Linked DNA regions of Homo sapiens: regions 2, 3 and 4 are each linked to region 1. A link is a contact called in ENCODE Hi-C or POLR2A ChIA-PET data. All regions are on one chromosome and are shown on one strand. Each heading gives the region's core, a stretch centred on a gene start or an enhancer-like site at or near the end of the contact. The rest is flanking DNA. Distances are from core to core; before and after follow the strand shown. Region 1 holds the start of EIF1 (eukaryotic translation initiation factor 1). Region 2 overlaps TNS4 (tensin 4). Region 3 holds the start of KRT222 (keratin 222). Region 4 has its middle 35 kb from the start of CCR7.

Region 1 (5,059 bases), core at 2,150-4,649:
AATTGTGAAGATTTCATGGACACTTATCACTTCCCCAATCAATACCCTTGGGATTTCCTATGCCTGTCTTTACTTTAATCTCTTAATCCTGTCATCATAAGCTGAGGAGGATGTATGTAGCCTCAGGACCGTGATGATTGCATTAACTGCACAAATTGTTTGTAGAGCTTGTGTGTTTGAACAATATGAAATCTGGGCACCTTGAAAAAAGAACAGGATAACAGCAATGTTCAGGGAACAAAGGAGATAACTTTAAACTCTGACTGCCCGTGAGCCGGGCAGAACAGAGCCATATTTCTCTTCTTTCAAAAGCAAATGGGAGAAATATCGCTGAATTCTTTTTCTCAGCAAGGAACATCCCTGAGAAAGAGGATGCGTCCCTGAGGGAGGCCTCTGAAATGGCCACTTTGGGGACAGCTGTCTTTTACGGTCATCGCTGAGGGATGAAATAAGCCCCGGTCTCCTGTAGCGCTCCCAGGCTTATTAGGACGAGGAAATTCCCGCCTAATAAATTTTGGTCAGACCGGTTGTCTGTTCTCAAACCCTGTCTCCTGATAAGATATCATCAATGACAATGTGTGTCTGAAACTTCATTAGCAATTTTAATTTCGCCCCGGTCCTGTGGTCCTGTGGTCTTGCCCTGCCTCCATTTGCCTTGTGATATCTTATTACCTTGTGAAGCACATGATCTCTGTGACCCACACCCTATTCGTACACTCCCTCCCCTTTTGAAAATCACTAATAAAAACTCGCTGGTTTTGCGGCTTGGGGGACATCATGGAACCTGCCGACATGTGATGTCTCCCCCGGACACCCAGCTTTAAAATTTCTCTCTTTTGTACTCTGTCCCTTTATTTCTCGGACCAGCCAACACTTAAGGAAAATAGAGAAGAACCTACGTGAAATGTCGGGGGTGAATTTTGCCTGATAGTAAAGGTTCCCAAGTTGGCTGACTGGGGCCTTAGCTTCTCAAAAGGGGAAGACCATGAGACTGGGATGCCCATGACCTAGCCATGGTTCCTCCTTCCTGATGTCAAGGAAACCAAACTATTAATCAAGTTTATTTAGTAAATATAGAATCAAAACAAAGTATCAGGCCAGGCACACTGGCTCCTGCCTGTAATCCCAGCACTTTAGGAGGCCAAGGCAGGGGGACTGCTTTAAGCAGTTGAGGCTGCAGTAAGCCATGATCATGCCACTGCATTCCAGCCAGTCTGGGTGACAGAGTGAGACCTTGTCTATATATATATATATATACACATACATATATATATACATATATACACAAATACACACACACACATATATACACACACTCATATACATATATATATATATACACACACATACACATATATATATCAGGTACACCTAGCATTTCCTCCCTCAGAGTTTTTCTGAGTTTTCTGGTGGGCACATGCCCTGCCCCACAGTGGACTCCTTCCTACCCTCTGTCAGCCAGAATGCTGCCTCCCCAGAGGCCTTCTCTGACCACCCCATCTGAAGGAGCCTGGCCCTTTCACATCACCCTGTTTACCTCCTTTTTGGCACCTCTCACAATCTGTCATTATCCTTTTTTTTTTTTTTTTGAGACATAGTCTTGCTCTGTCGCCCAGGCTGGAGTGCAATGGCGCCATCTTGGCTCACTGCAGTCTCCTCTTCCCGGGTTCAAATAATTATTGTGCCTCGGCCTCCCGAGTAGCTGGGACTACAGGCACACGCCACCACGCCCAGCTAATTTTTGTATTTTTAGTAGAGACAGGGTTTCACCATATTGGCCAGGCTGGTCTCGAACTCCTGACCTCGGGTGATCCGCCCACCTCAGCCTCCCAAAGTGCTGGGATTACAGGCATAAGCCACAGCGCCCAGCCTCATTATCTTATTATTTGTTTAGTGGCTCTCTCTCCCGCTGGCCTTCAACTCCACAAGGGCAGTGACCCTGACTGTCAGGGACATAAACCAGCAGTCCATGGGCATGCATATTTTTGTTTGGCTTGCAGTGTTGTATCAAAAATTCAATTTATTCCTGTAATCCCAGCACTTTGGAAGGCCGAGGCAGGCAGATCACCTGAGGTCAGGAGTTCAAGACCAGCCTGGCCAACATGGTGAAAACCCATCTCTACTAAAAATATTTTTAAAAAACTAGCCGGGCGTGGTGGTGGATGCCTGTAACCCCAACTACTCGGGAGGCTGAGGCAGAAGAATTGCTTGAACCCAGGAGACGGAGGTTACAGTGAGCCGACACAGTGCCACTGCACTCCAGCCTCGGCGACAAAGTGAGACTCTGTCTCAAAAAAAAAATCAATTTATTGGCAATATTTAAAAATCAAGAGATTTTATGTAAACACCTGGATTTCCTGGCACTCTTGAAAAAGATCTAGCACAATGGGCTGGAGGTGAGCGGCCACTGCAGCCCGTAGTTCTTACTCCAGCCCCCAGTCCACCCCATTACATCACACTTGGCTGTTTGCACTCCTTGATCCTACTTACCTGCCTATCCCCGGAGGCCTTTGAGTCTAAAATTCCTGGTCTCTTTTCACCACTCTACTTACCCCTACAACTGAGTGTTGAAATAAATAAACTGAAAGCAAGAAAGGTTGACTGTTTTGAAGGAAATATTTCATCTAAACTCTAGGAAGGCTCTACTCCACACAAGCTGTGCCACATGAAGGACGCCCTCTGGTGCCAGAATTATTCTCGGGGGGGCCCAGAACCAGTTACTATACCTTGAACTCATGCCAATGAGCTGGGCACACTTTTTCCTTAGATGGATTAATCTAATCTAAATGAAAATTTTAGATCGGATTAACCCACTTTAGAATAAATCTAAATGGCAATCTAAATTATGCGGTTACCGTTTTGATTATATTATTGTATGTTGATTAATCAAAGTGCCGCCCTAAATCCCGCTGTGACTCCGTGGGTAGTAGGGTGGGTAGGTAGGTGGGTTTGACACAACGGGGATTTCTCGTGTTTGGGAGGCTCATCATCTAAATCCTCTCTAAGGAGTGTTCATTTACCATATGAAACTCCCCTTTTCGAGAAGACAGGGATGCAACAGGGTCAAGAAGGTGGAACGTACCAAAGGACACAGTGCGTAGGCGCGCTCGAAACCTGGGCCGGTATTCTCGGCACCCAGACACCGTCCACTCGCACTGCGCAGGCTCCGAGACAGATCAAGCTTTCCCTCCCCCTCCCAGCTCTCCTAGAGTCAAGAGGACGCCCTCCTGCCGCAGACTTCCTGCGCAAGCGCCATCCCATGTCCCCGCCTCCAAACCAATTGGAAGCGGCGCCGCCTGGGCGCTTGGGGCACGACGCTGTGGGTGGGGTCAGGACGTGAGGGCAGCGCGCTGGCGTCAGAGGCGCGGCTATATAACTAAACACAGGCACCGCCCCTCTGCCCCAGTCACTGAGCCGCCGCCGAGGATTCAGCAGCCTCCCCCTTGAGCCCCCTCGCTTCCCGACGTTCCGTTCCCCCCTGCCCGCCTTCTCCCGCCACCGCCGCCGCCGCCTTCCGCAGGCCGTTTCCACCGAGGAAAAGGAATCGTATCGTATGTCCGCTATCCAGAACCTCCACTCTTTCGGTAAGCTATGGGAAAGGTCGCGGGCCCGGGTGGGGCAGCGGGGCCTTCCGGGCCCGGAGACGTGTTCCGGGAAGTTGCCAAGCGCTCCGGGCCTTCGTAAGCTCGGGCAGGGGAAACTTGACCAGGGTCGCAGGGCAGCGGGATCAAGGCCTGGGCCCCGGGGTCGGACCCTGAGCGCGACCGGAAGGAGCAGGCGGTAGGTCAGCCCTTGGGCGGGCCCGGCGTCTCAGTGGCGCATTTACTAATGGCTCCTGGGCCTCCTCGGGCCACACCCGCCCCTCCCGTCACCATTGCGTCACGTCCGTTACGTCACCACCCGTTGTCACGGATCCGGAGGGAAAGGCGGTGCCAGCCCTAAGTGGCAAGCGGGTGCACCAATGGGGGTGGGAGGCTTAGCCCCGCCTCGGGAGCTCGGGTTCCGGCGGGTTGCATCAGCTGGGTGGGGCACCGCCTGGCAGCCCGGACTCCCCCGACATGTGATCGGCTTCCCAGGGAGGGCGGGAGGCCCGGGCGTTCCCCGAGCCTGGGGAAGCTGGCCGTCCCGGACTGACCTGCTCGGGGAGAGCCAGCAAAGGACACATTCGGCCTGGCCCAAGCCCTGACGATTTCAGTGTTGTTTTCTGCACGCGCAAAACACCTGGGGACCGAGGGGATGGCAGTGGCATCCTATCTTTGACAGCTCTGAACGAGCTTAACCTTTTTTTTCAGACCCCTTTGCTGATGCAAGTAAGGGTGATGACCTGCTTCCTGCTGGCACTGAGGATTATATCCATATAAGAATTCAACAGAGAAACGGCAGGAAGACCCTTACTACTGTCCAAGGGATCGCTGATGATTACGATAAAAAGAAACTAGTGAAGGCGTTTAAGAAAGTAGGTCTTCAGTGAGATTTTGGGAAAGTCATAATGGATTTGTCCACAAGGGGGTGCCAGCTGTGTTGTATGTATTGTTAGCGGAAGGGGTGATAAATGCGTTCATGCTCTTGCTAGGCCTAATTCGTTTTCCTTTGTGCTTGCAGAAGTTTGCCTGCAATGGTACTGTAATTGAGCATCCGGAATATGGAGAAGTAATTCAGCTACAGGGTGACCAACGCAAGAACATATGCCAGTTCCTCGTAGAGGTGAGTTCAGTCACTACTTGATTTGTGCCTCTCTGCTGGCAAATCTCAGATCCTGTCTGTTAGCTTCTGCTGGGGACATAAAAGTTGGCTTTGTAAGGCTGAGCAAAACCTCAGTTGGGTTTTAAAGTACATAGACTTATTTCTGTTTTATAGGAAAAAGCAGAAGGGACTTGTCTACCTTTGGTTTACTGTTTCTGTGGATCTACTTCACAGATGCAAATTTGAATAGCATATAGATGCATTGTAAAATAAGCCAAATGCTGGGTTGTTCCTGTATTTGTAAGGACATGAGTTTTTAAAAATGAATTTCCTGAGTATTAATACTAAAATACTGTTACATGATCAGCTCTTGATA
Region 2 (4,675 bases), core at 1,682-4,181, 1.2 Mb before region 1:
CTGTCTCCCTAGTGAGGTGGTGTCTGTGTCTGATTCCACTGTATCCCTGCTGCCTCACACAGTGCCTGGTGTGTGGTGATGCTCCATAGATGTTTGCTATCAAATAAGCATGGGAGACCACAGGAAAGCATATAAGCTATCACACACATGTGCGCTGAGCTAGTACACAAACCTGGTAAGCTATCACCTGTGAGATAAGCTAGCTGCGTGTGTAATCACACATTAGGTTCCCTGGAAATGAATCCAGTTTGACTCCAAGAAGAGCAGCCTAGAGGGGGCTAGGACCCTCCTCCTTCTCTCCCACCATCAGAAAAAAGCAGGGAAGTGGGGGTGGGGCTCGGGAAGGCAGAAGCACGCAGGCTTGCTGTGAAAGGCGTTTTTCAGGGTGCCTTGGGGCTGGAGGGCATCGGGGAGAACACTGGGGTGGACGCTTCTCCTAGGAGCTGTTATAAGACTGGCGCCATGTCACCCTGAAAGCTAGTGCCAGAGCCAGGACTGGAACCTACCACACCCCGCTGCCTCAGTGAGGCCTTGAGTGAGCACAGAGACAGACGCATACCTGGTCGACTCTGAGCAGACGCGGGAACCTCCTGCACCTTCAGGGCCAGGCCGAAGGAGCCTCGGTATGAAGAGCTGTCCCTTATGACAAAAGCCCCTGGCTCCTCCTTCCTCAGCAGCTCGATTGCTGGAACAATCCTTGAGTCAGAGATGGACACCGCCCCACCTGGACACCCTGTCCCCAGCCCCGTAGGGTCTTCACAGAGCAGATGTTACAGAGTCACCTTTTGTCCCCAGGAAGTCCTTTGTACTGTCAAATCTCCACCATTCTTGCTGTGGTTCCTACTTCCTCGGGAGGTCATGAGGTCAGCAGGACATCCCCCTCCCCCGCTTCCCAGGACCCACTATTTGCCATTCCTTAACTGTAACCCAGGGCCCTGCCTGATGCAAAGTGCAAGACCCAGACCCTATTCTGGGGTCACTCGTGCTTCCTTTTACCTTGCTCTCGGGTGATGTTTGGCTTAAACCAGTATTTAGATGTGTCCATCACGAACTTCATGGTGGGCTGCATGTCCCTGGCGGGACCTGGAGACAGACAGAGAAGGGGGACCCTGTAGGCTGGACAGACGGGAGCTGAGGGATGTTCACCAGAGAAGGCTGGAGACCCTTCCCTACTCTATTGCCCCAAGGTTTCATTCAACCACCATCCCAGACCCTAACCCCATTGTATCTCCAAACTGCCTACGATGAGGGAAAATCAAACAGAAGGATGCCAGGGTTTGGTGCATCTAGAACTCAGAAGTGCCCTTGTATCCTTGGTAATGAATAAGGAATGAATAGATACAACCTCAGTTTAAGGAGAAATGGTTTCTTAAATCTACTGTTGAGTCCCCTGGTGAGGACTGAAATAAGAGATAAACAAGGAATTCTCAAATGCATCATGTTTGATATTACATTCTCCTTCGTCTTCATAATCCTAAGAATTCCTTACGGGAATATTCAGCTTGGAAAAGAAAATGGCAGAAAACGTGAAGGAGAGGAAAATAGCAGATCTGGGCAGAAAAACATGCCCCTGGGAGGCGGGAGCCTGGATCTTGACTCTGATATGGGATAACTGAAGCTCAGAGGGGACCAAGTGGACTAAACAGCTTCTGAGGGTCTTTAATGTTCTAGTAGTCTATGGAATTAAAATGAATTTTGTTTTAGGAATATTTTGCAGAATTTGATAAGATCTGGGGGTATAGTTGGTGATATTATGGGACCAAAGCAGGATGGGAATATCACTAGGCTAAGTAAATGTGCGCTTTGGGATGCCAAAATGGCCATTTCCCTGGGTCCCTAAGGCAGAGAGCAGTAGCTGTCAACCTTGGCGGCTTGAAAAGGAGTGTTGTGACCACTTACTCTCAAGTAACTCATTCAAAAAAAGTACTAAAATCTGCAAATGATTTGTCCTAGGAAAGCGATCAGGGCAGATGCAAAGGCACGCCAGAAGTGTCATTTTCTCCTGCTTGCCTCCACATGGCTTCGTGAGTGGGAGTGAGCAGTGGGCTATAGTAAACATTCCACCCCCACCCCCTCTGGAGTCGCCTTGATGCCTGTGAGCGTCATGGCCAAGTGGGGGCTGAGAAGCCCCCCGATGGCCGAGGGAGGGGGAACAGGGGGTTGGCAGGGGACTCTGCTCATGGGAGAGGCATCCACAGGGTGCTAGAGCTTAGCTTCTGGGTTTACTGCTTGGGTTTGTTCTTCTTGGACGCCTGTGATCTCAGACTCCGGGAAGGAGGGTGTTTGCTGTTTTGTGGTTTTCGGCTGTCTGAACTGGAATGCATTGTCTCTATTACCCCATCCACCCCCTCTGTGTTCTCATCATCTGCGAACGTCAGAGTCAGAACTGACTCGCCCTCTTGCTCTCCTTGAGTTAGTCATCAAGCACATCCTGAGGGTCGCCTGGTTCTGTCCTCTCTCCTCCACTCCCACTGCCCTATCCCGGTTCAGGACCCTGCTATCCGTTGAGCTGCCAGGGTGATCCATTGAGCGAGCACCTCTGACCCCATCACTCTCCTGTGTGAGGAGGCTCTCTGATGGTACCCTATTGCTTAAAAGGCAAATTCCATTTTTTTTTTTTTTTTTAGCTTGGCATTTAAGGCCTTTCACAATCTGGTTTCAAATTACTCTCAATGACTTGAACCTGCACCCAACATTCCGGCATTTCCTGAACATGCCATGCGCTTCCACACCTTCATGACTGTGGACCCCCTGCTTTCTCTGCTGGGAATGCCTTTCCTCTCCTTCTCTGGCCACAAACTTCTGATCCATTTCCCAGATCCAGCTCGGATGTCGCTTCCTCTGTTCTCCAGACTGAAAGAATCATTCCTTCAGCTTTGGCCAATATGATTGAGAATATCTCTTTACCTCCGCGTTTATCCTACCCTACCGTGATGATTTGTTTTTGTCTCTTTCTAAACTGTTTCCCTCTGTGTGTCCTCACTACCTGGCATAGTGCCAGACACACAATAGTTGCTCAATAAATGTGTTGACTGGCTGTTGCAGAAACCCACTGGCACTTTGTCTATTCCCCAAATCTTACATTGCTTCAAATATTGGTTTACGACGTACCCTCTGGGCATGTGGTAAAGGGGGCATCTGACAGGGTCTGGCTGTTGCTCCTGGTGGCTGGACAGGGGTTGCTGGGAGAAGCAGCTCCAGGTTGAACGGAGTTCTGGTGTCCTGGGGTCCGCTGGGGTGGAGAAGACCCTGGTTCTGGGCAGCCGTTGATCAGCACAATGGGTATGTCCACCATGGAGTTGGTGATGGATGGGGGGCAGCTGCTGGCATGTTCTTTGGCCAGTGGTGGAGAGTGGGGTGTTCTGGGTTGGCCCATGGTTAGGGTGGGGTTTCTGGGAGCCTGGAAGTCACTGGGTCTTGTACACAGGGACACTGAGCCAAGGCTGTGGAGGCTGGAGGAAGAGTTGGCTGGACTTTCCAAGGATCTGGAAGATGACTGATGGCTGGAGTTGCTGGAGTGCAGGAGGGACTGGCTGCTGCAGCGGGAGAGAGTCAGACAGGGTGTTAGGGCAACAGGTGGCTCAGGGGCTAGAGTCAGGCTCCGGATCTGGTGATCTGGGTTCCCATGGCTTTAAAGGCCAAATAGAACACTGCATACCCCACCCCCTACAGCCCACAGCAAAGTGCATGCCCACCTAATCCTCAAGGGATGGTAAGGATACAGAAATGTCCTTGGATGGTAGGGTCTTTGGTCACTTAAAGTAGCCAATGAGCTGACCCCTGCAGGCTTTGGGCATAGGCTGGCCCACATTCCGTCTGCCTTCCCAGCCAGGCCGTTCTGACTGAGCTGTCGGATCAGGATCCCTTCAGGCCCCCATGACTCCCAGGAGCCCTGCAGATGGGCTGAACCTACGCTGGACCACACCGTGGCTGATGCAGAGGGAACTCCCCAGCTGCAGGAGAAGGCCAGCTTCACATCCAGCCAGACTTCTTCCTGAGCTCAGGGGCCTGTGCCAGTGGGCATGGCTGTGGAATCCCCAGCCTCTGTGCCAGGGACTGCCTTGGCCAGTGGCTTTGGAGGTGGAGTGGGAAGCAGAGTCCTGTGGTTCGGTCTTCCTGGGGCAGAATGGGTGCGCATGTGCCTGCAGTTCTGCTGTGAGGTCTATAGAGAACTGAGCTGGGATGATTGTGATTCCCAGGCAGGGCTGCCTCACTCCTTTGCTAGGTTTTGCCAGCAACAGAGGAAGGAACCTTTTTATTCCTAAATAGTTCATCTCAGGCCCCCCAATTCTATTTATAGCCCTGTGTTTTGGGGTTTAAAAAAACCTTCCTTGAGATGGGTTGTATGAGGGCTGGAAAGGATATAGATGAGCCTCATTAAGGCAACGGCTCTTTTACCAAAAGGTAGCTATAAGTCAAGACTTTTTATATTGAATTGTATTCTAAATGCTTGAGGACAGCTTGAGATCTGAAAGGCTGTAAAAGCAAACATTTGCTTCTGGTTTTGGTGCATGCCCAGATTTTGCTCAGACAGAGCAGGGTCCCTTTCAGTGATTTTAGGGGGTGCATGCGTGCGTGTGCCTGTGTGTGTGTGTGCAATGTTAGAAGCTACAGAACCTACCTTCCAAACATATAGCTGACATCAGACACTGGGCTGGCTGACAGCACAGAGATC
Region 3 (4,874 bases), core at 444-2,943, 1.0 Mb before region 1:
TGAGGCTACGTGAAGTGAGAGAGAAAGTCCCAGCAGAGCCAGCCTTTCGGCAATGCCCTGCCAAAGTGCCAGACACATAAGTGAGCCCAGTCATGCCCCAAGACGATTGAGGTCCCAGATGAGTTTTGGGGTGTTATACAACAATCTGTAACTAAAATAGCTTATTTAGAAATTTAAAAAAATAACTAATCAGGCTGTCTTGAATTTATTTCAGCTGACTTTCTGAGTTATTTGGAAGAAAATCCTCTAAAGTAGTTTCAAATTAAAAGACACTTTAAACAAAACTCACCGTAGTCTTGCTTTTTCATTTGAATTTACTCATTTTGGCCCTGTGACTTGTAAACTAAACTCATATTTCTACTACTGCAAAGTTAAGTGTTTTGTTTATGATTTTTAGAAGTTGTCATCTATTGATTTTTTTCTTCTGTTTGTAAAGGTGAATGAACTATCCCAATGCTTACCTGTACCAGTGACTTTGCTTAATCTAAGATGTTGATCATTCTTTATGAAGGCTGAAAATGTTATCTAGAGGTGAAATTTACAATGGAACTAAAAATGAGTGGCTAATGGAATAAAGGCCTGACATTTTTCTACCAATTTTTTTTTTTAAAATTTTGGGTGATATTCTTAAGTAAACTTTTTGCTGTATTTCAGGGTTTGGAAGATAACTTGAACCCATATATGATAGGTAAACTAAAAAATCCCCTAAATTTCTTAATCTTTGTTTCTAAAATATTTGTTTGTAAATTTGTTTAAAGACTTGAGACCTTAATTACTTGCTGAAGGTGATTGTTACTTTAAAACTAAGTCTATGAAATTAGGATTTAGTCCTTATCTAAGTAGGCTCTCTTTCTCTTTTTTAAATACTTAAATATTACAAGCTTTGTAATGGAAAGAAATGTTTCTCATCTTATAGTACAGAAGCAAAAATCTTAGTGGAGAATCGTTACCAATTTGGGGAATTTCAATGGTCATAATTTATATCATTGTTTCTGAATGCCATGTTCACACACTCAGATGATTTCTATTTATAACAATCTGGTATAAAATGGAACTCGTTAAAAAGATGATAGAAACCTTTTAGAAATATCTCTAGAAAGTGTACATGCTAATAAATCTTACTTAAAGATTTTTCATTTTAAAGATGTTATTTAAATTATCTCTGTAAATAACTCCAATAATATCTTTGAAGGGTATTTGGAATGGTTCCTTCCTGAAGATTGTAAGAGGTTAGAGTGCACCATTTTATGGTATGTTGACCCCATGTTAATGATAGGAACCTCACAATTTATATAAAAATCAAATGCATCAATCAACACTTACTTAATGGCAATTTAACAATATAATCACAGTATTTCCCCCTGTAGTCCCAGTCACACTGCAGTAGAAGCTAAATTCCTTCCCCAATAGATGCTGCATCGAAAAGGAAATACTGTACCTCAGAGAGGCCGGGACAGGAATTGGGTAGACATGGACTGTCTCCTTATTCTGGAAGGTGCCTGTCTGTATGAAATCATTACCTGGATCCTTGTTGAGAGCACCGTCTCTATCTGATTTCTGGTGAGGATCTTTTCATAGTTTGCCCTGATCTCATTGAGTAGCTGGGACAGTTCCATTCTTTTCCCATCCTCCACCTTGGCTAACTGAACCTTATCGATAGGATGAGTCGCTGCGGCAGTCTGCTCGGTCTGCGCGGAAGGCAGGGAGCCTCGCAGAGTTTTAAAGATGCAGAGCTCCTTTTTCGGAGGCCACGGAAATTCTCATCTTTCTAACTAATTATGCAAATACAGGGTAAACTCTTTGCTCCTATTGTTATTGGTATAGTAGAAATGTCAGATTCTTCATGAAGGAAAGGAAAATTTCAAAAACCTGTACTGGTTCCCTGTAAAAATTGAGCACTTTGAGGGGAGGGGGAGTTCATTTTTGTGAAAAGGAAATGGGGCATAACATAAGAAAATTGCCGGGCATGGTGGCTCATGCCTGTAATCCCAGCACTTTAGGAGGTTGAGGTGGGTGGATCACCTGAGGTCGGGAGTTCGAGATCAGCCTGGCCAACATGATGAAACCCTGTCTTTACTAAAAATACAAAAATTAGCTGGGCGTGGTGGTGGGTGCCTGTAATCCCAGCTACTCGGGAGGCTGAGGCAGGAGAATTGCTTGAACCCAGGAGGTGGAGGTTGCAGTGAGCCGAGATTGAGCCACTGCACTCCAGCCTGGGTGACAGAGTGAGACTCCATCTCCAAAAAAAAAAAAAAAAAAAAAAAAGAAAATTATATTTAGTTTTCTCAAAATGTTGCAGATAAGTGCTGGTAGACTATGAGAGTTGTGAGTTAACATTTCCAAAGTTTTAACAAGGATGAAGAAATAGACCTTTTGGTGTATTCACCAAAAGAACCCTTGAGTCCTTTGGAGGGTGTAGTCAGTGTACCATTCCATCCAATCGTTGCAATCACTTGAGCCCTTCGGAGGGTGTATTTGGCGTATCATTCCATCCAATCCTTGCAATCCCTGACATTTTCTAACCTGTAAAGATGAAAAGACTGAGGCCAGAGAGGTTGAGGCATCTTGCCCAAGGTTGCTCAGTGATGTATGACATCACTGGGACTGGCTCTTTGACAACTTGCTTGTGTTCCATGTATTACCCCTGCATATCTGCCTCTGCGTTCTCTCTCTCCCCTTCTAAATTCCTGGTTTAATCTTGCCAGCTGGTTGCTAGATGTGACAGAAATATGTCGTGAGAGTGGATCTATCATTATTGTTATTTGTGGAGTGGCTTTGGCTGAATTGTATCTGGAGCACAGTTCAGGAGATAATCAGACCTGGGTTCTAGCCCTTACAGGGCCTTTGCATGCATGTCCTGCTCTTTTAATTTCTGAATTAACTCACATCTGGCCAGGCCAGTCTATGCTGGGCATTCTCACAGCCCTCTCCAAACAAAGCTGTCCTACCCACAGCTCCTGGTGAGAGGAGAGGTTCCAGGTTATTTCTGACCCACCCCTCCCTACCTCCTGCACCTTCCCCATCAGTCACAACTTGATTATCTATAGATTGGTCAGAGACCTTTGGAGTAGGCTGAGACAGAAAGCTCTGACTAAAGAGAGTCATTAATGATTATCTAGGCCAAACTGATTCTCTTTCTTGGTAACTGGGACTGAGAAATATGAAGAGAATTAGGCTTGGGAGTGGAGGAGAGAGAAGAAAGCAATGAATTAAATTCCTAAATTAAATTCAGGGAGCAATGAATTAAATGCTTCCTGCTACTTTAGGTAGCTCCTGCTAATATCCGCCTGAAACACAGAGAGCTGAACTAGATTCCCTGGAGGGTCAGTCCTGGCAATCTGCATTTTAAATAGGTCTGCCAGCATTTCTTATGCACCCTAAATAAAGCAGCACTGTCCAGTGGAAATATAACACAAACCACAAATGCAAACCACAGATGTCCTTCCAAACTTTCTAGTAGCCATATCAAAAGATTGAAACAAAAAGAAGTGAAATTAATTTTACGACTATATTTTATTTAACTTGATATATCCAAAATGCAGCAACCCATATAAAATGTTAATGAGATCTTTTACATTATTCTTGATACTGTCTTTGAAATCCAAGTGTATTTTATACTTACATCGCATCTCAGCTTGGAACAGCCACATTTAAAGTGCTCAATAGCTGGGCACAGTGGCTCACCCCTGTAATCCCAGCACTTTGGGAGGCTGAGGCGGGAGGATGGCTTGAGCTCAGGAGTTCAAGACAAGCCTGGGCAACATAGAGAGACCCAGACTCTACAAAAAAAAAAAATTAAAAAATTAGCCAGGAGTAGTGGTGCAAGCCTGTAGTCCCACCTACTTGGGAGGCTGAGGTGGGAGGATCACTTGAGCCTGGGAAGATTGAGGCTGCAGTAAGCCAGATCACACCACTGCACTCCAGCCTGGGCAACAGAATGGGACCCTGTGTCAATAATTTGAGACATAATAATAAATATTTATTTATTGAGACAGACAGAGGGGATAGGATTTAGAAAGGTATTTTACAGGCATGTGAGTAATGCAGTAAACTATTTCTAGATCTCAAATTTTATTTTTCAAGGAAAAAATATTATTACTTTCCTTTACAAAAATACTACCCTTTATTTAAATAAAACAGTAACAATACCTCATTAAAGGCTATGGCATATATAAAATTGTGGGGTCCCTACAATTCTTGGTGCATGGACTGAGATTATGATGGAGATTGTCATAAATCCATTATAGTTATTAGAAAAGTAAATAATTTAAAAATGTTGACTTTATTAAAAGGAGAAAGCTTGTTATAACACATCTCACAAATGCCAAAATACTGTGTTTGGGGACCCTGGCTCCAGGGACATTCGTGTGTCTGTGTGTCTGCACACTGAAATCACTTCTGGAACTTTAAAAAATGGTGATGACTGTGTCCTCCTCCCAGAAAATCTGATTTAATTGGCTCAGGACGGGGCCTGGGCATCAGAATTTTTGAAAACTTCCCAGGAGTCTAATATGTAGCAAAGTTTGAGAGCCATTCTGATAAATGTAAGTTTTCTTCCACTCATTTATCCCTCTCTCTTCAGCCAGAGGAAACGAGTTGTTGGTACAATCATCTGAAGTTAAGATTCCTGCAGTTAAATATTGGCAAGTAGTTCATGCTGCAGCTATCACAACTCTGGGTGCATAGGCTCAGGCAGACCTTATTGCTTTATTTTTCTTTTTTCATGTTAATCTTTATTTTGAGTTCCTATTCTATGGAGGATGTGTGTTAAATCTCATCATCTCAGTCTCTCGCCTTTTCTCCAAAGCATTGCATCTAAGTTTTAGGGGAGCTTATATAGTTGTGACCTGGGGCGGGGAGCATATTGTCCTTAG
Region 4 (4,837 bases), core at 375-2,874, 1.1 Mb before region 1:
CTGGCCTTCCTCAGACGGTACCCTTGTCAGGTGAAGGACTGGTCCATGTCCCCCCTTCTATGTCACACTCCAGGTCTCAGGACCCAGTATTCCCGGCCCAAAGAGTCCTCAGCCACTTTCAGGCTTGCATGGGCCTCTTCCCAGGGAAAATCCTCCACAGGGTAGACTGCACAGCTTGGTATGCACCCCTAGACTCTGTTGATGACCACGTCCTGGCTGTTTATGGTGGCTGTAGATGACGCTTAGGTATCCAGGCTGGGGAGTAGAGAAGGGGAGCTGAGGGGAGAGTCTGAGAGTTCTCGAAGGAGTCTGAGAATTCTAAATTTAAACATGACCCTTTAGGTCGTTATGAAAATGTATAGTTTCATTATGAAATGGAACCTATTTTATAAGTCTGTTAGCTCTATTTATAATGTAACTATCTGGGCAGGTAGTGCGTAGGCCTCTGTTTGTACTCTTGCCTGGGCCCTGCAAATATTTGAGACAGGCCGAAATGAATCTAACTGTGCTTCCTCAGAGAGTTACCAAAGCTCTCTGCAGGCCAGGCTCCCTGGTGGCAGCCCTGAACCCCTTTCCTGAGGATGTGGGAGAGGAAAAGAGGGAGACATTTCTTGGATGTCTGCTATGTGCTGGAATCTGACCTGGGCTGTTTCCCTCACATCATCTCATTTGGGTCTCCCAGCTACTTGCCAGATAGGTATGTCATTGCCAATGTATAGATGAAGAAATGGAGGCCTAGCAGCATTTAAGAGCCTTAAGTGCCCAAGCTGGGATTCCAGCGCAGATCTGCGTGGCTTCAAGTCTGGCCGTCTTCCATGCTGCCATTAGAGTTCTGTCCACCTTGGCTCTCCTCCCCGACAGGATTCCCAGAGGGCCCGAAGTCAGTTACTTAAATGGGTTGAAATCAGACATGTACTATGCTTTGGGGAGAAACGAAACCAAACCATAAATTTCCCGAACCTTCTCTGGTTGGCCCTGTTTTTGTTCCAAAGCAGAAAAGGGCAAAGTACAGGAGGGGGCTGGGGCAGAGAGAGTGCAAACACATGGGTACAGAAGGCACGTGATAATTCGCTGTGGAAGCAAGAGAGCGGGTGGGTGCGGACGTGGGTGGGAGTGAGGGCTGAGACCAAGAAGTTTGGCTTTTGAGTCAGTCCTGGTTTTAAATCTAGGTCCCACCACTTACAAATTGTTCAACTTAGACCAAGTTGCTTAACTACATAGAATCTCGGTTTCACTATCTTCAAAAGATAATTGATAATAGGGTTTCTTCTAAGAGTCTTTGTAAGGAGGAAACGAAATCGCATCAGTAAGGCCCCAGCCCGCAGCAGGTTCTCGACAACATTCATTCCCTTCCACCCTCTCCTTCCTCCTATTGACAGAGTTGCTTCAGCCCATTTTGGCATTCTGTAGATTTCTACAGCTGAGAAATCCAAAAATAAACTTGAATTATGGTGGGTTTAGCACCGAGGCACTTCTGTGTAAATAGCAGAAGTGAAAAGAAAAAAAAGGCCATCTCATTTCTAGTATTTGAAACCAAGCACCCTCATCGTGTGGGCGACTCATAGTAGAGGGGGCAGGGGGAGCGAGGTTTGGCATTTTTTCTCTGCTGTTTTTGTTTTTGTTCTGTGATGATGTGGGGGACTCTCCAGGGACATCATGCGTCACAGAGCAGGGGAGAAAGGGGAGGTGAAGACAGAGCAAGTAGGGAAATTTGATCCGGTCTCTGACGTTGTAGGGCAGAATTGGGGAAAGAGGGAGTGTCGGTCAATGGGTGGAAAAGGTCCCGTGGCTGTCATGCCCTTCTTACCTCCTGCCCCGAGACACAGTTGGGCAAGTCCCTTAATTCATTTTTCAGTGAGTTTCCCAAGAAAGGCCGTCTTCCGGAACATGTGTTATTCCTGAAATACATGGCAGACTCGGTTGAAAGGGTGTGTGTTTGTGGGTCACAGAGACTCACAAAAAGAGAAGGCAAGGGGCTGGCCCGCTTGACGTGAGCCCACATGGATGGGAGTCACAGGTGATTATTATTATTATTAACAAAAGGCTTCCCTTACCTCCCCAAACCTAACTTTTCACTATTCATACCATCCATGTCTTATAGGCCCAGGGAGATGAAAAAGTGAGTTTACCCAAGGGAATTCACAAGGGCCTAAGTAGAAGAGCCAGGATTTGAACTGGCTGCCCCTTTCTCTCTATGGGGCTGGCATTGGCCATCCTAATAATGGGGGAAAAGTTGGGTTAACGACCAGCGGCCTGGGGAATTCAGGTCACCTTGATGTTTGCCCTATGGTCTTGAGTTTTGCAACTTAAAAAAACAAAAAACAAAAAACTATACACACACACACACACACACACACATTATCTATCTACCTCTATTTTTTTAAGACAAGGTCTTGCTTTGTCACCTAGGCTGGAGTGCAGTGGCACGAGCACAGCTCACTGCAGCCCTGACTTCCCATGTTCAATTGATCCTCCCACCTCAGCCTCCCAAGTAGCTGGGACTACCAGCACATGCCACCACACCTGGCTAATTTTTTTATTTTTTGTAGAGGCAGGGTTTCATTATATTGCCCAGGCTGGTAAATGGACATATTGACATTACAAGTCGATGTTGTTTTTATAGAAGGAGCAAATAATGCAAAAGGGACCAACTCATCAGTGAAAACATATCATACCATGCTTGGTGTTTGCCTTGGCTAGAAGTCTCTGGAGGTGAATTTATGGAGAATGCATTCAAGCTGCCTCCCATTCCCACTATATAGATAACGAGAGGAAGGGGTTTAAGCTGCAATAGGAGGCTGTTGGAGAGACTCAAGGAGAAGCTTCCTGACCGTAGACGGTTGATAAATATAGGAGCCACTGGAGGGTGGAAGCAATAACTTTCCAATCCCCCGAGCCTTCCAGCATTTTTTGGTGTTTGCCAAATATCATCACCTCCTACCTCTCACCAGCGCCTGGACTCAACCTTTCTAGAGCCAGCTCAAATGCCACCCCTTCAGACTTCCCAGCATTGCTGTGAGGAATCGTGGGCTTTTCTTTCCTGCTCCCAGTGTGACTTTGGTACCTTTATTTAGCATCTATATTGTCCTCCCTTGACTTAAAGCCAAGTTGTTAATTCTCCCCTTTCTTGAGTTCTTAGAGGGCAGGGATGCATTCCATTCATCTTTATCACCAACACCTAAGGTGACACCTGGCACATAGTCAGTGCTCGTTAAAGGTGTGCTGAACTTTGAAACGAAGGGTTGCCTGTTGGTGGTTGAAAACATTTTTTTTTCGAACCTTGTTAAGTTTGAAAAGTTCAATCCCCAGTGCCAACATGCATATAAATATAGGTGCTTTCATGCTCTGTTGATGGGAATGTGAACTGGTTCAACTTTTCTGGAGAGTCATTTGGTAAACATTTAGGAGAAGTCTTAGAATTTTCTATGCCTTTTGACTGAATTCTTTTTTTTTTCTTTTCTCCTAAGGAGTTAGTGAATGGCTTTTCATAAAGACATTGTATTTTTTCATAGCAATGTTTTTAAAAATTATAGCAAAAATGGGGCCAATATTAATATGAATTTGGATAAATAGTGGTTTATATGCAATAGAATGTCATGTAGCCATTACAATTGATGATATATTTGTTAATCAAATAAGTAAAGTGACAAAAACATTACAAAATAGGAAGCATAGTAGGATTTCAATTTTGAAGGAAAATAAGGCTCTATCCATGGAAAAATGCCTTGAAGGATATACGTCTAAGTGTTTCAACCCTTTTTCTCTAGGTGGTGGGATTTTAGGGGATTTTGACTTTCTTCTGTTCATTTCTCTGAGTTTTCTCAATTTTCTCCCATGTGTTACAACGAACATGCATTACATTTAGAACATAGAAAAACATTTTCCAGCATCTTGAGTTGATTCTCTAAGTAAATTCCTTGCTCCTTAAATTCTGAAAACTGTAGAGACCAGATCAACGTGTAGGATGTCAGAGGTGGAAAAGCTGTGGGAAGTCCTTTGGGCCAGAGTTTTGCAAAACTGGCTGTGCGTGAGAATCACACGTGGGGCTTTCAGAACTCTGGCTCTGCCCATACCCAGTGGCAATAAATCAAAGTCACCAGGGATGGCTGCAGGCGTCAGAGTGGTTTAAAGCTCCCAGGTGATTCTAATATGCAGCCTAGTTTGAGAACCCTGCTTTTGAGTTGTGCTGTCTAACAGTAGCCACTAGCCACACGTGGCTATTTAAATTATGCAACACTAAATAAAAAATTCAGTTCCTTAGTCAAAGTAGCCACTTTTTTCTTTCTTTTTTTTCTTTTTTTTTTCTTGAGACAGAGTGTCACTCTGTCACTCAGGCTGGAGTGCAATGGTGCGATCTTGGCTCACTGCAACCTCTGTCTCCCGGGTTCAAACAATTCTCCTGCCTCAGCCTCCCAAGTAGCTGGGACTACAGGCACCCGCCACCATGCTCGCAAAGTAGCCACATTTTAAGCACTCAGTAGTCACATGTGTGGTTAGTGGCACTATATTGGGCAGTGCAAGTTAAGATCTACCTCTCACATTTCAGGAGAGGGCTGGGCATGGTGGCTCATGCCTGCAGTCCCATCACTTTGGGAGGCTGAGGCAGGAGGGTTGCTTGAGCACAGGCATTTGAGACCAGCCTGAGCAACATGGTGAGACCCCTATCTCTACAAAAAAAAAAAAAAATTAGTCAGGCATGGTGGCACGCACCTGTAGTCCCAGCTACTTGGTAGGCTAGGGTGAGAGGATCGCTTGAGCTGGGGAGGTCAGGGCCGTAGTGAACCATGATCATGCCGCTTGCGCTTCAGCCTGGGCAACCAAGTGAGATTCTGTTTCA

Evidence for each region. Hi-C counts contacts between places; a loop is a spot of excess contacts on that map. ChIA-PET counts read pairs that join two places held with the same protein, here RNA polymerase II (POLR2A). Pooled maps may share reads with other maps.
Region 2: a loop to region 1 is called in a pooled map, with 2.1 times the contacts of the local background. The contact joins the enhancer-like site here to the promoter of EIF1 in region 1. A Hi-C loop is called at or near these places in 1 of 50 pooled maps. POLR2A ChIA-PET finds 5 or more read pairs at or near these places in 5 of 52 experiments (A549, AG04450, BJ and 2 more).
Region 3: POLR2A ChIA-PET joins it to region 1 with 13 read pairs in Caco-2. The contact joins the promoter of KRT222 here to the promoter of EIF1 in region 1. POLR2A ChIA-PET finds 5 or more read pairs at or near these places in 3 of 52 experiments (AG04450, Caco-2 and MCF 10A).
Region 4: a loop to region 1 is called in a map of OCI-LY7, with 5 times the contacts of the local background. The contact joins the enhancer-like site here to the promoter of EIF1 in region 1. A Hi-C loop is called at or near these places in 1 of 168 maps with a recorded cell type or tissue (OCI-LY7), 4 of 37 single-sample maps with no recorded cell type and 10 of 50 pooled maps. POLR2A ChIA-PET finds 5 or more read pairs at or near these places in 11 of 52 experiments (CD4-positive, alpha-beta T cell, CD4-positive, alpha-beta memory T cell, GM12878 and 6 more).

The regions. Positions count from the first base shown.
Region 1 is chr17:41,685,486-41,690,544 of GRCh38, forward strand. It overlaps EIF1 (eukaryotic translation initiation factor 1), which reads left to right and starts at 3,400. Exons shown (of 4, transcript NM_005801.4): 1 at 3,400-3,584; 2 at 4,293-4,456; 3 at 4,603-4,704. The coding sequence starts at 3,554. RefSeq lists enhancers at 3,101-4,009, 3,995-4,084, 4,010-4,918 and a silencer at 3,225-3,614.
Region 2 is chr17:40,483,925-40,488,599 of GRCh38, forward strand. It overlaps TNS4 (tensin 4), which reads right to left. Exons shown (of 13, transcript NM_032865.6): 3 at 4,622-4,675; 4 at 3,112-3,536; 5 at 997-1,083; 6 at 560-685. Among named protein-coding and RNA genes, the nearest start is that of TNS4, 15 kb to the right of the region's middle. Within about 2 kb of position 2,932, at least 12 of the 41 ENCODE cell types and tissues checked have a DNase peak (open chromatin) inside an H3K27ac peak, as active enhancers do.
Region 3 is chr17:40,663,484-40,668,357 of GRCh38, forward strand. KRT222 (keratin 222) reads right to left here and starts at 1,694. Exons shown (of 6, transcript NM_152349.3): 1 at 1,521-1,694. The coding sequence starts at 1,616.
Region 4 is chr17:40,597,692-40,602,528 of GRCh38, forward strand. No RefSeq gene overlaps it. Among named protein-coding and RNA genes, the nearest start is that of CCR7, 35 kb to the left of the region's middle. RefSeq lists enhancers at 270-479, 906-1,200, 1,408-1,707. Within about 2 kb of position 1,625, at least 13 of the 41 ENCODE cell types and tissues checked have a DNase peak (open chromatin) inside an H3K27ac peak, as active enhancers do; they include CD4-positive, alpha-beta T cell, GM12878 and OCI-LY7, where a contact is called at or near this core.